2 separate regions of the Homo sapiens genome follow, and region 1 is linked to region 2. The links are chromatin loops, found by intact Hi-C in ENCODE. Cell type or tissue: A673. All regions are shown on one strand. Links, peaks and the distances in the headings refer to the core of each region. The heading gives the core; the rest is flanking DNA.

What was found. Hi-C counts contacts between places; a loop is a spot of excess contacts. Peaks named below come from ENCODE experiments on the same cell type or tissue, not always from the same donor. Only the 100,000 strongest peaks of a DNase experiment are listed, where the experiment ranks them.
Region 1: it touches region 2 in a loop (4-fold over the local background); 8 of 110 quality-filtered maps call a loop at or near these places.

The regions. Positions count from the first base shown.
Region 1 is chr7:69,931,075-69,933,574 of GRCh38, reverse strand. All of the region lies in intron 2 of AUTS2 (activator of transcription and developmental regulator AUTS2), which reads right to left. Among named protein-coding and RNA genes, the nearest start is that of AUTS2, 330 kb to the right of the region's middle. In A673, for the core only: a CTCF peak has its summit at 1,362 (motif pointing right); a DNase peak (open chromatin) is centred at 1,364.
Region 2 is chr7:68,179,343-68,191,200 of GRCh38, reverse strand. It overlaps LOC105375341 (a long non-coding RNA gene), which reads left to right. Exons shown (of 6, transcript NR_187905.1): 4 at 6,285-6,411. Among named protein-coding and RNA genes, the nearest start is that of LINC01372, 850 kb to the right of the region's middle. In A673, for the core only: a CTCF peak has its summit at 5,267 (motif pointing left); a DNase peak (open chromatin) is centred at 5,380; H3K27ac peaks cover 743 bases.

The DNA.
Region 1 (2,500 bases), core at 1-2,500, 1.7 Mb before region 2:
TATTTCGAACAGAACCAACATAACTGTGACCTTCCAAGAAAGTTAATGAATGTTATTTGGATTCATAAACACTATACATTAACAACTCACAGGGAGCCGAAGTCCTGAAAAGGATTAAACGAAGAAAAAAGAAACCAAATGACACTGACCTATCCATGTTTCAAGGTTCCAAAACTTACTTTGTGAATATGAAATCTCTGAAAGCATAAATCTATTACATAAACATTCTAATTATCTATTAAATAGAAGTCATCTTATATATCTAAATATATACATGTACTTATTTTAACCCTTTAAAGCAGACACAATTTAATGTGGTATAATTTGAAATGGACTACTTCACAGAGCAGACACCTGTGCGCACACATGAGCCATTACTTATGTAACAGTACTTTGATTAGTACTCTAAAGAAGCATTAAAGTTTAAGATCTGTTAGAAAAAATAATAGTTTATTGAAATCTAACACAAAAACAAAAATAACTGCATGGAAGTGTAATTACACACTGAACACACCAGTGTAACCAACGTGCAGATCAACAGAAAAATACCTGCATTTCCAAATCCATCCTTGAATGTAAATAATTTTACTTCACTGGGGCAAAATGTGTCCAGAAATTCTTCTTGTATTTATCCTGGAGTTATTATAGACCAATCTGGTTGACTGTTGCTTAAAAGCTTCTATTCTGCATCCCATGTATAATTCTGCTAAAATAGTAGCTCTAGATTACTGAGAACCAAATTCTCAACGGTAACTTAAAACAAATAATGTGAAGCCACTATCGTACACTCATAAATCTGGATTTGAATGTAACAATTATTTGTTCTAACTCATTCATTTTACTAAAGTAGAAGCTGAAGTCCACAGGTGCCAAGCCCTAGCCAAAGTCACACTGAGTGTTCAAAGCCAAACTCACACTGGAGGCCAAACTGTACTAATCAACAGAAGCTGTGTGTTAAGGTTCTAAGGTGTATAATCCAATAAAATGGCCCTGGAAATTCTGAAATAGCTCTAGCCTTCCAATCTGCAATTCTCCAATATCTTAGCCAAAGTTTACTGTCAATACCTGTAGCTACATTAACTTTCTATTTACCAAATCAATGTTGCAATTGTGTCTGCCTCTTCTGCATTTTCTCCCTTTCCTCCCCACCCTCCCTTGCCATTTTCTCACCTCTTAGAGCGCTCCTGAAAAATGACTTCCATCTTCAATAAGCTTTGTCAAAACACAATGCATTGCTAAATCTGAAATCCAATCTATACTTGTATACCAGCTGGGATGCTCTACTCAAAGAAAGAAGGCCGAGAGCTGGATTTTTCAGCAACAAAAGACAACAAAGCACTTTTCCATTTGGGGCTGCAGAGGGAGCCAGAACCATGCAAAGCAAGCAAGTATGTCTTTATAGAACTGGATGAATCCAAAATAGTGAAAAATATAAGCACACACAGAAATCACAGATACCATGCACACAAGCTGTGCATGTGTGTGCACACATATACACACACAAGCACACAAACACACTACTGTCCAGACCTCCAGACTCAGGGGAGATTCTGAAAACACAGTTTGTGTGTTCGGAGAGGAAACATATTTTGTGAGGAAGAGATGGGCAGTAAAAGGAAAACAAAGCAATTCTGTTTTATCAATGAAAAGACAATTAATTAAAAAGAGTCATCAATTCGAAGATTGCCTCATCAAGGTAAGTCGTCAGCACTCTCAAATTAGCAGGCTGCCTGACAAGCGGGGTAGTCTTTTATCTTGAAGAGCCCTTTATGCAGTATTTCTTGAACAGAGTTTTATAAAATCTGACCTTTATTATCTTTTCCTTCTAAAACAGTATAGGTCAGAGTGCAGATGGGGAAAAGCAGGAGGCAGGATCAGAGAAGGTGACAAATGTTTCAAAAAGTAAGACTGCCATGACAAAAACAGAAGGAAGAAACCCCTGACTGATCCTCACCAAGTCAGTGATGTTGCGACAATGGCACAAACGGAGATCCAATAAGTCTTGCACCTCCAAGACTATCTCTGATTACAACAAAATACCACAATGAATACAGCAGAACAGAAAAAGGAGACATTCTGATCAATGGCAAAACAATAGTTAACTAGTAATTCTAAGCAATAAAGAGCTCATTCTCTGACAGCTCTTTCACAGCAAACCAAAGATGTATAATAGCAAGCTGCAAAGATGCAGATGTGGATTATACTGTAATGTAGAGACAGTTAAGATTCTGTATAATGCAGAGATTCTATGCAAAGCCTTAACAATGCTCCAAGCCTAAAACTATAGCTTACTCAGTACAAATCATCAGACCTTAATTGAGTGCCACTATGCCAGGCATGGTATGAGGTTCTGGAGATGTAAGAATGGCAAGTCTGGTTTCAAGCAGCACACCAAGTAACAGGGGAAACTGGAAAGTAAAAAAGTAGTGTGTGTGTGTGTGTGTGTGTGTGTGTGTGTGTGTAAATCCAAAATGCAGTACGAGCATTCTGGCTCAGTCTG
Region 2 (11,858 bases), core at 4,128-6,627:
GCACCCGCCATCACACATGGCTAATTTGATTATATTTTTGTAGAGACAGGGTCTCACTATGTTGCCCAGGCTTGTCTCAAACTCCCGCTGGGCTCAAGCAATTCTCCCGCCTCAGACTTCCAAAGCGCTGGGTTTACAGATGTGAGCCACCGCGAGGCCTTTACTTTTCTGTTTATTTTTTTAACTATTTCAGTGAATTTCTCTCAGCATCAGATAAGATGCTGATGAACACATACTACCACAGAGTGAGATTACAAACCTTAAAATACTCATTGTATTACTCTGCTAGGACAGCTGTAACAAAATACCACAGACTGGGTGGTTTAAACAACAGAAATGTGTTTCTCCCAGCTCTGAAGGCTGGAAGTCTGAAATCAAGGTGCAAGTAGGGTTGCTTTTTCCCAAGGCTATGTCTTCGGCTTGCAGACTGTCCTCAGATGGACTTTGCTCTGTGTGCATAGAGCTCTTCTTCTTCTTCTTTTTGACACAGAGTTTCGCTCTTGTTGCCCAGGCTGGAGTGCAATGGCAATGGCACGATCTTGGCTCACCAGGACATCTGCCTCCCGGGTTCAAGCAATTCTCCTGCGTCAGCCTCCCGAGTAGCTGAGATTACAGGCACTCGCCACCACACCTGGATAATTTTATATTTTTAGTAGAGATTGGGTTTCTCCATGTTAGTCAGGCTGGTCTTGAACTCCTGAACTCAGGTGATCCGCCCCCCTCAGCCTCCCAAAGTGCTGAGATTACAGGCGTGAGCCACTGCGACTGGCCTCTTCTTCTTCTTATAAGGACACTAAGTCCTGATACCATTAGAGCTCCAACCTTATGACCTCATGTAAACTTAATTACCTCCTTGAAGACTTTATGCTGGCTGGGAACCGGTGGCTCATGCCTGTAATCCCAGCACTATGGAAGGCTGAGGCCGGTGGATCACTTGAGATCAGGAGTTCAGGACCAGACTGGCCAACACGGAAAAACCCCATCTCTACAAAAAACCACAAAAATTAGCCTGGCACAGTAGTGTGTGCCTGTAGTCCCAGCTACTTGGGAGGCTGAGGCAGGAGGATCGTTTGAGCCTGAGAGACAGAGATTGAAGTGAGCCGAGATGGCGCCACTGCACTCCAGCCTGGGTGACTGGAGTGAAACATTGTCTCAAAAAACAAAACAAAACAAAAAACAAAACCTTATCTCCAAATACAATCACATTGCAGGTTAAGCCTTCAACATCTGAATCTTGGGGCAGGGGACACAATCACTCTGTAACACTTATTTTTGTGCTTTCTCTCAAGGCCTCTTTCCTTGGCTTGCAGACCGTGTTCTCAGATGGCCCTTTCTCTCTGTGCACGTCCCTGGTATCTGGTGTCTCTTCTTCTTCTTCTTCTTTTTTTTTTTTTTTGGGATGGACTCTTGCTCTGTCGCCCAGGCTGGAGTACAGTGGTGCAATCTCCGCTCACTGAAACTTTTGCCTCCCAGGTTCAAGCAATTCTCATGTCTCAGCCTCCCGAGTAGTTGGGATTACAGGCGTGTGCCACCATGCCCAGCTAATTTTTTTATTTTTAGTAGAGACGGGGTTTCACCTTGTTAGTCAGGCTGGTCTCAAACTCCTGACCTCAGATGATCCGCCAGTCTCAGCCTCCCAAAGTGCTGGGATTACAGGTGTGAGCCACCACGCCTGGCCTTTTTTCTTCTTATAAAGACCCTAGGCCTATTGGATTAGAGCTCCACCCTTATGACCTCGTGTAAATGTAATTACCTCCTTGAAGACTTTATCTCCAAATACAATCTCATTGCAGGTTAAGGCTTCAACATCTGAATCTTGGTGTGGGGTACACAACTCACTAAATAACATTCACTTTTCTGCTTTATTTCCCGTACCTTTACATGTATACGCCTTACAATAGTCAAAGTCATCTACGTTGCCTTGAGGCAAATTAGATTGTTTCAAGAAAAATGTAAATAGAATCCAAGATCAAAACTGTCATATTATAAAACAAAACTCTATGGGGGGGTATTTTTTATATTTTATTTTCTTTTATTTTGGGAGACGGAGTCTCACTTTGTCATCCAGGCTGCAATGCAGTGGTGCTATCTCGGCTCACTGCAACCTCTACCTATTGGGTTCAAGTGATTCTCCGGCCTCAGCCTCCCAAATAGCTGGGATTACAGTTGGGAGCCACCATGCCCGGCTAATTTTTATATTTTTTAGTAGAGATGGGGTTTCACCACGTTGGTCAGGCTGGTCTTGAACTCCTGACCTCAGGTGATCCAACCACCTCGGCCTCCCAAAATGCTGGGATTGCAGGTGTAAGCCACCTCGCCTGGCCTATATTTTTAATTTTTTAAATTGAAAAATAATAATTGTACATATTCATGGGGCAAACAGTAATTTTAAAAAATGTTTATATATTTAAGGGTCAGAAGTGTAGGTTTCTTACATGCATATATTACATAGTGATGAAGTCTGGACTTTTAGTTCAGCCATTGCTAAAATAGTAATTTGGGTACCGTTAGTAATAGTGCCCAGGCCAGGCTAGGTGGCTCATGCCTGTAATCCCAGCACTTTGGGAGGACAAGACGGGTGGATCATGAGGTCAGGAGATCAAGACCATCCTGGCCAACATGGTGAAACCCCATCTCTACTAAAAATACAAAAATGAGCTGGGCATGGTGGTGTATTCCTGTAATCCCAGCTACTCGGGAGGCTGAGGCAGGAGAATCACTTGAACCCGGGAGCTGGAAGTTGCAGTGAGCCGAGATTGCGCCACTGCACTCCAGCCTGGGGACAGAGTGAGACTCCGTCTCAAAAAAAAAAAAAATAGTACCTAAATAGTAATAGTAATAAGTAATTTTTCAATGCTTACTCCCCGCAACATACCCCCTCACCTTTTTAGGCCTCCAGTGTCTATTATTCCACATTTATAAAACAAACCTCTTAATGTGTGTGTTGGGAAGGGAGAGGGTGAAGACATATTTATGTCCATGTGTATAAGGACACAAATACGTCCTTACACACACACAGACACAAATACATCTTATTGAGATTATTGAGAACAAAAAAAGACACCTAAAAATAAAAGGAAAAGACTTCCCACACTTTCAAGCACCTTTCTCGGGACTTCCCTATATGACCAAGGTGGGCAGATCACTTGAGTCCAGGAGTTCGAGACTAGCCTGGACAACAAAGCAAGATCCCATCTCTAAAAAACAGAAGAGAGCGAGCGAGAGAGAGACAGAGAGAGAATTCCCCTATATGATGTTGTTTTGCTAAAATGAGGGAGTGCATTAAGAAAGTGGAAGGTCTGGGATTCCCAAAACAAAGAATCTAACATCAGAGAGAGATGAATGCTTTCACCAGGGTGATGATGAAAGAGGACCTCAGGAGACAGCCGTGCCACAGGCCTCCCAATCTGCTGATGCAGATGGGAGCAGCTCAGGAGGGAGACTCTAGCCTCAGGCACACAGATGTAAGAAGGGGGAAAGTCCCCGAGGAGTGAAGTCACTTGTGCAGACATCCTGAGCTATCGCGTTAAGCATATGGAAAAGCACACGGAGGCTCATGTTGAGAAATATTTCACCAGAATGCTTTGGCAGAAAACAAAGAACCCCGTAGAGCCTCATAGCCGCACCTGAGACAGTTTCCCAAATGGTCCCAAAATGTGAGAAGAAAACTACAAAGCCAAACATTAATATGCATGTCTAATTAAATGTTTACAGATCTTTTATTGATGTTGTGGTTGAGATGGAGTTTCACTCTTGTTGCCCAGGCTGGAGGCTGGAGGGCAGTGGCTCTATCTGGGCTCACTGCAACCTCCACCTCCACCAGTTGATTCTCCTGCCTCAGCCTCCCAAGTAGCTAGGATTACAGGCGTGTGCCACCACGCCCGGCTAATTTTGTATTTTTAGTAGAGACAGGGTTTCTCCATGTTGGTCAGGCTGGTCTCGAAGTCCCGACCTCAGGTGATCCACCCGCCTCGGCCTCCCAAAGTACTGGGATTACAGGTGTGAGTCACCACGCCAGCCCTTGTTTACAGATCTTAAGGTGACAAACCAACTGCAACCCACTGACCTACATACGTACACGTGTGTGTGTGTGTGTGTGTGTGTGTGTGTGTGAGTGTTTATTGCAGGATATGGTACATTTTTATATATCATAGGATGAAGCTTCCAAAAATAAGTTTGGTTGGGGGCAAGAGAAAGTAGTTAATGGTTACAAAAAAAAAAAATAGAAGAACAAACAAGACCTAGTATTGCATAGCACAATAGGGTGACTATAGTCAATAATAACTTAAGTGTATATTTTATAATAGCTTGAAGAATGTGGTGCAGGGGCTCATGCCTGTAATCCCAGCACTTTGGGAGGCTGAAGCGGGTGGTTCACCTCAGGTCAGGAGTTCAAAACCAGCCTTGTCAACATGGCAAAACCCCATCTCTACTAAAAATACAAAAAAATTAGCTGTGCATGGTGGCACGTGCCTGTAATCCCAGCTACTCAAAAGGCTGAGGCATGAGAATCGCTTGAAGCCAGGAGGCGGAGGTTGCAGTGAGCTGAGATCGCACCGCGCACTCCAGCCTGGGCAACAGAGTGAGACTCCGCCTCAAAAAAAAAAAAAAAAGGAGAAAAAGAAAAAAAGATTGCCTGATATGGTGGTGCATGCCTGTAGTCTCAGCTATTTAGGAGGCTGAGGCAGGAGGATCACTTGGGCCAGGAAAGGTCAAGGCTGCAGTGAGCCGTGATCATGCCATTGCACCCGGTCTGGGTGACAGAGTGAGACCCTGTCTCAAAAAAAAAAAAAAGAAAGAAAGAAAGAAAAAAAATCCACTTGTTTAGGAAAGGAGTGGTAGGGGCAGTGGATTTTATGTCTAGGAATCAGCACACGGTGTTAGGAGAGGCTGCATCTGAGTCCAGGCCTGGATGTAGTCATTGGTTGTATGGGATCTTTGCCAGCAAGTGCTCTGTTTCCTGGTTTCTTCTTCTGATCATTCCCGCAGTTTCCATCTTCTGAGGGTGTGAGGGAGATCCAGTGAGATAATGGGAGTAGAAGTGCTTTGAAAAGGACAGCGTGCTGTCCAAGGGCATGGCTAGCATCTCCATATTCAATCACCTCCCACCGGTTGCTGGAAGGGTGGGGGGGTGGGTAATGGACGTGGAAGGCCCTTGTAAATTACAAAGCGCGAAAGAGATGGAGAATGATTAGTAGCAAGGCGTGATTATCTATGTGGCTCCGATAACAACACCATTTTGCCACCTGCTGCCCAGACATTTCTATAACGGCACGACTTTTCAAAGACATGAACTGTGCATGCTGGGGTTTGCCCAGCTGTAAAATGAGATATCTCCAGGGATGGCAAACACAGCCAGCTCTCATGGATCCATGGAAATGTTTAGCCCGGAAATGAGATGCGGAGGGGCAGGATCTCAGGCTTTAGAGAGGATATGAAGCCCTGCCAAGTAGAAAAGGGTTGGCTCAGAGGATAGAAACAGCAGCCGGATTCAGTGGATGTTTTAGAGAGGCAGATCGGACTCAGGACATAGTCTTAATTACTTAATTACTTAAAACACCTCATTACTTCCTTAAATCCCTTCTGCCTTTAAACGTGTTTCCTAGGCCAGGTGCGGTGGCTCACGCCTGTAATCCCAGCACTTTAGGAGGCTGATGGAGGTGGATCACCTGGGGTCAGGAGTTCGAGACCAGCCTGACCAACATGGGGAAACCCCGCCTCTACTAAAAATACAAAAATTAGCCGGGTGTGGTGGCAGGCGTCTGTAGTCCCAGCTACTTGGGAGGCTGAGGCAGGAGAATTGCTGAAACCTGGGAGGCAGAGGTTGCAGTGAGCCGAGATTGGGTCATTGCACTCCAGTCTGGGTGACAGAGTGAGACTACGTCTCAAAAACAAAAACAAAAAAAATGTGTTTCCTCTTTTTTTTTGGAGTCTCGCTCTGTCGCCCAGGCTGGAGTGCAGTGGTGCAATCTTGGCTCACTGCAAGCTCTGCCTCCCAGGTTCACGCCATTCTCCTGCCTCAGCCTCCCAAGCAGCTGGGACTATAGGCGCCCGCCACCACACCCGGATAATTTTTTGTATTTTTTACAAAATTTTAGTAGAGACAGGGTTTCACCATGTTAGCCAGGATGGTCTCGATCTCCTGACTTCCTGATCCGCCTGCCTCGGCCTCCCAAAGTGCTGGGATTACAGGCATGAGCCACCGCACCCGGCCGTGTTTTCTCTTTTAACCCTCTTAGCTGCTCTGGGAGATCATGTCTTTTTTAATCATTCCCATTTTACAGTTAAACATACCAAGACTTGAGGAATTATGTCCAAGGTTCCAGCATTGAACATGAAGAACGCAGGATTTATTGGCACGTCGTGATAACCGTAAAGCCCACGCTTCTACTGCAGTGTTGAGTTTGCGTGGTAAGTGCCACAGTTGTGCAGGCGTTGTTTTCTGTGTGGTTTTCTGAATGGGTGTTTTCCATCATGCCAAGTGTATAAGTCCAGGTGATATGGTTTGGATCTCTGTCCCTACTCAAATCTCACGTGGAATTGTAATCCCCAGTGTTGGAGGTGGGGCCTGGTGGGAAGTGATTGGATCACGGGGATGGATCCTTCATGAATGCTTTAACACCTTCCCTTTAGTGCTGTTCTTATGACAGAGTTCTCCTGAGACCTGGTTGTTTCAAAAGTGTGTAACATATCCTCCCTCTCTCTCTTGCTCCTACTTCAGCCACGTGAAGTATCTACTTATCCTTTGCCTTCCACCATGATTGTAAGTTTCCTGAGGCCTTCCCAGAAGCTGAGCAGATGCCAGCTCCATGCCTCCTGTACAACCTGCAGAACCATAAGCCAATTAAACCTCTTTTATTGCAGGAGTGTGAGGGGGAGGCCACATTGAAAATACTGGTGGATCCCAGTACTTCCGGAGGCCAAGGCAGGAGAATGGCTTCAGGCTACAAGCTCAAGACCAGCCTGGGCAACATAGCAAGATCCTGTCTCTATAAATTTTTTTTTAATTAGACAGTCATGGTGTACCCTATAATCCTAGCTACTGGGGATGCCAAGGCAGGAGGATTGCTTGAGGCCAGAAGTTCAAGCCCACCCTGGGAAACATAAGAAGACCTTGTCTCTAGAAAAATATACAAAAATTAGCCAGTCATGGTAGTGTGTACCTGTAGTTCCTGCTACTCAGGAGGCTGAGGTGGGAGGATTGCGTGAGCCCTGGACGTTGAGGCTGCAGTGAGCTATGATCGCACCACTGCACTCCATCCTGGGCGACAGAGTGAGATCCTGTCTCAAAAAAAGAAAACAGGTTCCCAGATCCCAGCCCAGACCAGCTGCATGAGAATTCCAGAGGCAGGAGCCCAGGAATCTATTTTTAAAAAGTTCCCTGGGTGATACTGCTGAATAATCACAACAAGAAACTGCTGCCCTCCAGCATCTATTTAGCAAAATGCAGAACACCTGGACCGTTCTTAGACTATTTGTTTCTTAGTGATTGATGTATCAATCTAGCAGCAACTCACATGTCCCCAGGCCAGTCACACCTGCCTTGAAGCTGGAATGGTGGCGATACCAGCTCAGGCTCTGGAAACCCAAGAGAGCCCTCCCGTCCTACCACCTCCCCCAAGCGGTGCGATCAGTGCACAAGTGGCTGTCTCACATGAGCTGGTGGGTGACCATCCTCTTGGTGACTACAGAGTGTTCTTTACCAGACTATTCTCAGCAATAACTGGGTTGCAGCCTGTTCGCCATGGGGCTCCCACTGCCACTCCAGAGTCAGCTGCGTGACTCAGCACCGGGCTTGCCATTGGACGAACATGCCACTCACTCTCAGAAGCCATTACAGCAAGGGCTGCTTCTGCTTTCTCTGCCTTGCATGCGAAGTCAAGGGTATCTGCTCCATATGGCACTGCATAATTTACAGCACAATTTAACTCCTGCTTATATAGCCTAGTCTATGCAAAGCTGCCATTTGCATATTTATTAATTTGCAAAATTAATGCCATTTTCTTAGTCCCTTACAGGATGTGTTGCCCGTCCCTGTCTTTGAATTAATTTTAATCTAAGGTGGAAACATTTGTTAAGGGAGTTCGCTCAGGCCAAAGTAATCAAATGCTTGGTAATCAAATGCAGGTAGGGGATGGGGAAGAGGGAGCTAACATTTATTGAGTGCCTAACTCTGCCAGGCTCCAAGAAAATTAATGGTGCACAATGCGTGTCAACAGAAACATCCTCATAATGTGATATTCTTGCTGTTTTATAAATAAGAGTACTGAGACTCAGAGAGAATAAGTAGCTAGCCCATTGTCACATGACTAGTAAGAGGCAGAGGCTTTGGTGGCCACAAAAGTCAAGAAGCCAAATTTGGGCCAAATGTGGTGGCTTACACCTGTAGTCTCAACACTTGGAGAGGCAGAGGCAAGAGGATTATTTGAGCCCAGGATTTCAAGACCAGCCTGGGCAACATAGCAAGACTCCATCTCTACAAAAAAGAAAATAAAATGAGTTAGGCATCATGGCATGTGTTTGTAGTCCTAGCTACACAGGAGGCTGAGGCAGGATGATCACTTGAGACCGGGGGTTCAAGGCCACAGTGAGCGGTGATCACGCCACTGCACCGTAACCTAAAAATAAAAAAAACGGAGAAGCAGGGTTTTCACCTACACTGATTTTCTTTAGTGAGAAAGGCCATTTCTCTGCATAATTAATTTTTTTCAGAGAGTACTCAACACTCCAGGTATTTCAATGCTCACAGATATTACACATAATGTCACATAACACGACACGACATGACACTTTAAGCAGACAGAAATGGGAGATGTATATTGAGAAGCTTTCTCCACTTATTACCAGCATTTGAGCAGTTTTACCCAAGAAAAATAATGATTTTGTCAAAATTCCCACCCGATGGCATTGGGAAGGTTTCAACAGTAAGGCCAGTCACTTTTTTTATTTTTTTCTTGAGACAGGGTCTCACTCTGTTGCCTGGGCTGGAGTGCAGTGGCACGATTTCAGCTCACTGCAACCTCGATCTCCCAAGCTCAAGTGATCCTCCCACCTCAGCCTCCTGAGTAGCTGGGACCACAGTGTGTGCCACCATGCCCGGCTAATTTTTGCATGTTTTGTAGAGACAGGGTTTCATCATGTTGCCCAGCCTGGTCTCAAACTCCCGGGCTCAAACGATCCATCCGCCTTGGCCTCTTCTGGTGTTAGGATTACAGGTGTGAGCTACCGCACCCAGCTACTTTTCCTTTTTGAAAATTCCTATTCTCAACCCTTCCTGACTTTCAAGCCATTAGCCTAAAGGTTAGTTACCACCATTAGCTAGCTTCTTAATATCATTCTCTGAATTACTGTTATCTATCCTTCAGTCTGTGGCCATGGTCTTTATCTCAACAGTGACATGGCCTGCCTTAGCCACCAATATCCTTTCTCACTGTCTGTAGATTAGATCTCTCCAAGGATTTTGTTACCTTTCACCACTCCTTTTCTTCCCTTCCTTCCTTCCTTCCTTCCTCCCTCCCTTCCTTCTTTCTTTCCTTTCCTTTCCCTGTTTCTTTCTTTCTTCCTTCCTTCCTTCCCTCCCTCCCTTGTTTCCCTCCCTCCCTTTCTTCCCTCCCTCCCTCCCTCCTTCCTTCCTTTCTTCGTTTCTTTCTTCCTTCCTTCCCTCTCTCCTTCCTTCCCTTTCCTTTCTTTTTCCTTCCTTCCTTCCCCTTCCTTCCTTCCTTCTTTCCTTCCTTCCTTCCTTCTTTCCTTCCTTTCTTCCTTCTTTTTCTTTTAAGGCAGGTTCTTCCTGTGTGACCAAGGCTGGAGTGCAGTGATTCAATCATAGTTCACTGCAGACTCGAACTCCTGGACTCAAGTGATTCTCCCGGCATAGCCTCCCGAGTAGCTGGGACCACAAGTGCACATCACCACAGCAGATACTTTTTTGTATTTTTTGTAGAGATGGGGTCTTGCTATGCTACCCAGGCTGGTCTCAAACTTAGTGGCTCAAGTGATCCTCCCACCTCAGCCTTCCTAAGTGCTGCGATTACAGGCAAGATCCGCCATACCCAGCCTCACCACTCTCTCATTCAAGTTTCTCTACTCCTATTTTTCCCTACTACACGCTCTCAGTCTTGTTCCTTCCTTTCTGAGTGCTGTTTACTATGTTGTCATTTCAAGCTCTTCCTCCTTACCCTGCTTGGAGAAATCCCCTATAACTTATAAATCTGTATCTTGAATCCTGCTGAGAGGATCTTGAACATCTGACAACATCCAGCTGTTTACCAGACGTATTTCTGTAAGAACGTCAGGCACAGCTAATTCAAATTTCCAAACCCTCCTTTCTCCTTTCCCCTGAAAACTTATTTTTCCTTCTGTATCACCTATCTTGGTATATTGTGTCATATATCTCTTCCTTACAACTCGAGACCTTTCTCACTTTGTCCATTCCTTTATCCCTAACCTCCAGTGATCAACTGATTATAAAATATTATCAAGTTCTTCCCAACGTACTTCTGAAATCTAGCTCTGAAACAACTTCCAATTCTATCCCCTGGTTTTGTTCCTCCCAATCTGCCTCAAGTATTATTATTATTATTATTGAGATGGAGGCTCGCACTGTCACCCAGGCTGGAGTGCAGTGGCGTGATCCCAGCTCACTGCAACCTCCGCCTCCTGGGTTCAAGCGATTCTCCTGCCTCAGCCTCCCAAGTAGCCGGGATTACAGGTGCGCACCACCATGCCTGGCTAATTTTTTGTATTTTTAGTAGAGATGTATTTTTAGTCTCAAACTCCTGACCTCAAGTGATCTGCCCGCCTTGGCCTCCCAAAGTGCTGGGATTGCAGGTGTGAGCCACAGCACCCAGTCTATTTTTTTCTTTAATAGAGACAAGTCTCACTATGTTGCCCAGGCTTGTCTTGAACTTCTAGGCTCAAGTGATCCTCCTGCCTAGGCCTCTCAAAGTGCTGGGATTATAGTCATGAGCCACCATGCCCAGCCAAATATTCTCTTCATTGTGTCATTGCAATGGACTCTCCACTTCTAGGGTCTCCTGCCTCCAGTCCATCCTCCACACCAGCATCACCAACATTTCTAAAACACAGCTCTGGGCCAGGCGAGGTGGCTCATGCCTGTAATCCCAGCACTTTGGGAGGCCAAGGTGGGCCTCACTTGAGGCCCGGAGCTTGAGACCAGCCTGGCCAACACGGTGAAACCCCGTCTCTACTAAAAATACAAAAATTAGCCGGGCATGGCGGCAGGCACCTGTAATCCCAGCTACTCGGGAGGCTGAGGCAGGAGAATCACTTGAACCTGGGGGAACAATGTTGCAGTGAGCTGAGATCACGCTGCTGCACTCCAGCCCCGGCCATGGACCAAGACTGTGTCCCAAAAACGAAAACAAACAAACGAAAAAAACAACATCAACAACAACAACAACAAAAACACAGCAGTGATCATGTGACCATTTTGCAGGACATTTTCTCTATTAACTCTCCAATACCATTGGAGGGATCGGAGCCCCTCTGGGTTTTGTGGGGGGTGGGGAGGAGTTTACACTCCTTGAAGCAAAAAACAACAACAACAAAAAACGAGTCTTCTTATTTACTCACCCACAGCCCTTGGGACAGAAGACAGAATAGAGGCTGAGAAAATTGCTTGTTGGAAGAATGAATCCTGGGTCTGCTATTACAAGAAACTTCTCAACTTCTAGCCTTATCTCTCACCACTCCTTCCTTAGATCCTAAGATTCAACCATCCCTGACATCAACACACCATGTCCTGTGCTTTGTGCCACCTGTTTACCTTTGTACATGGCATTCCCACGTGGTAGAATCTCGCTCCCATACAATCTGTTATACTTGGAACCCCCTTCCTT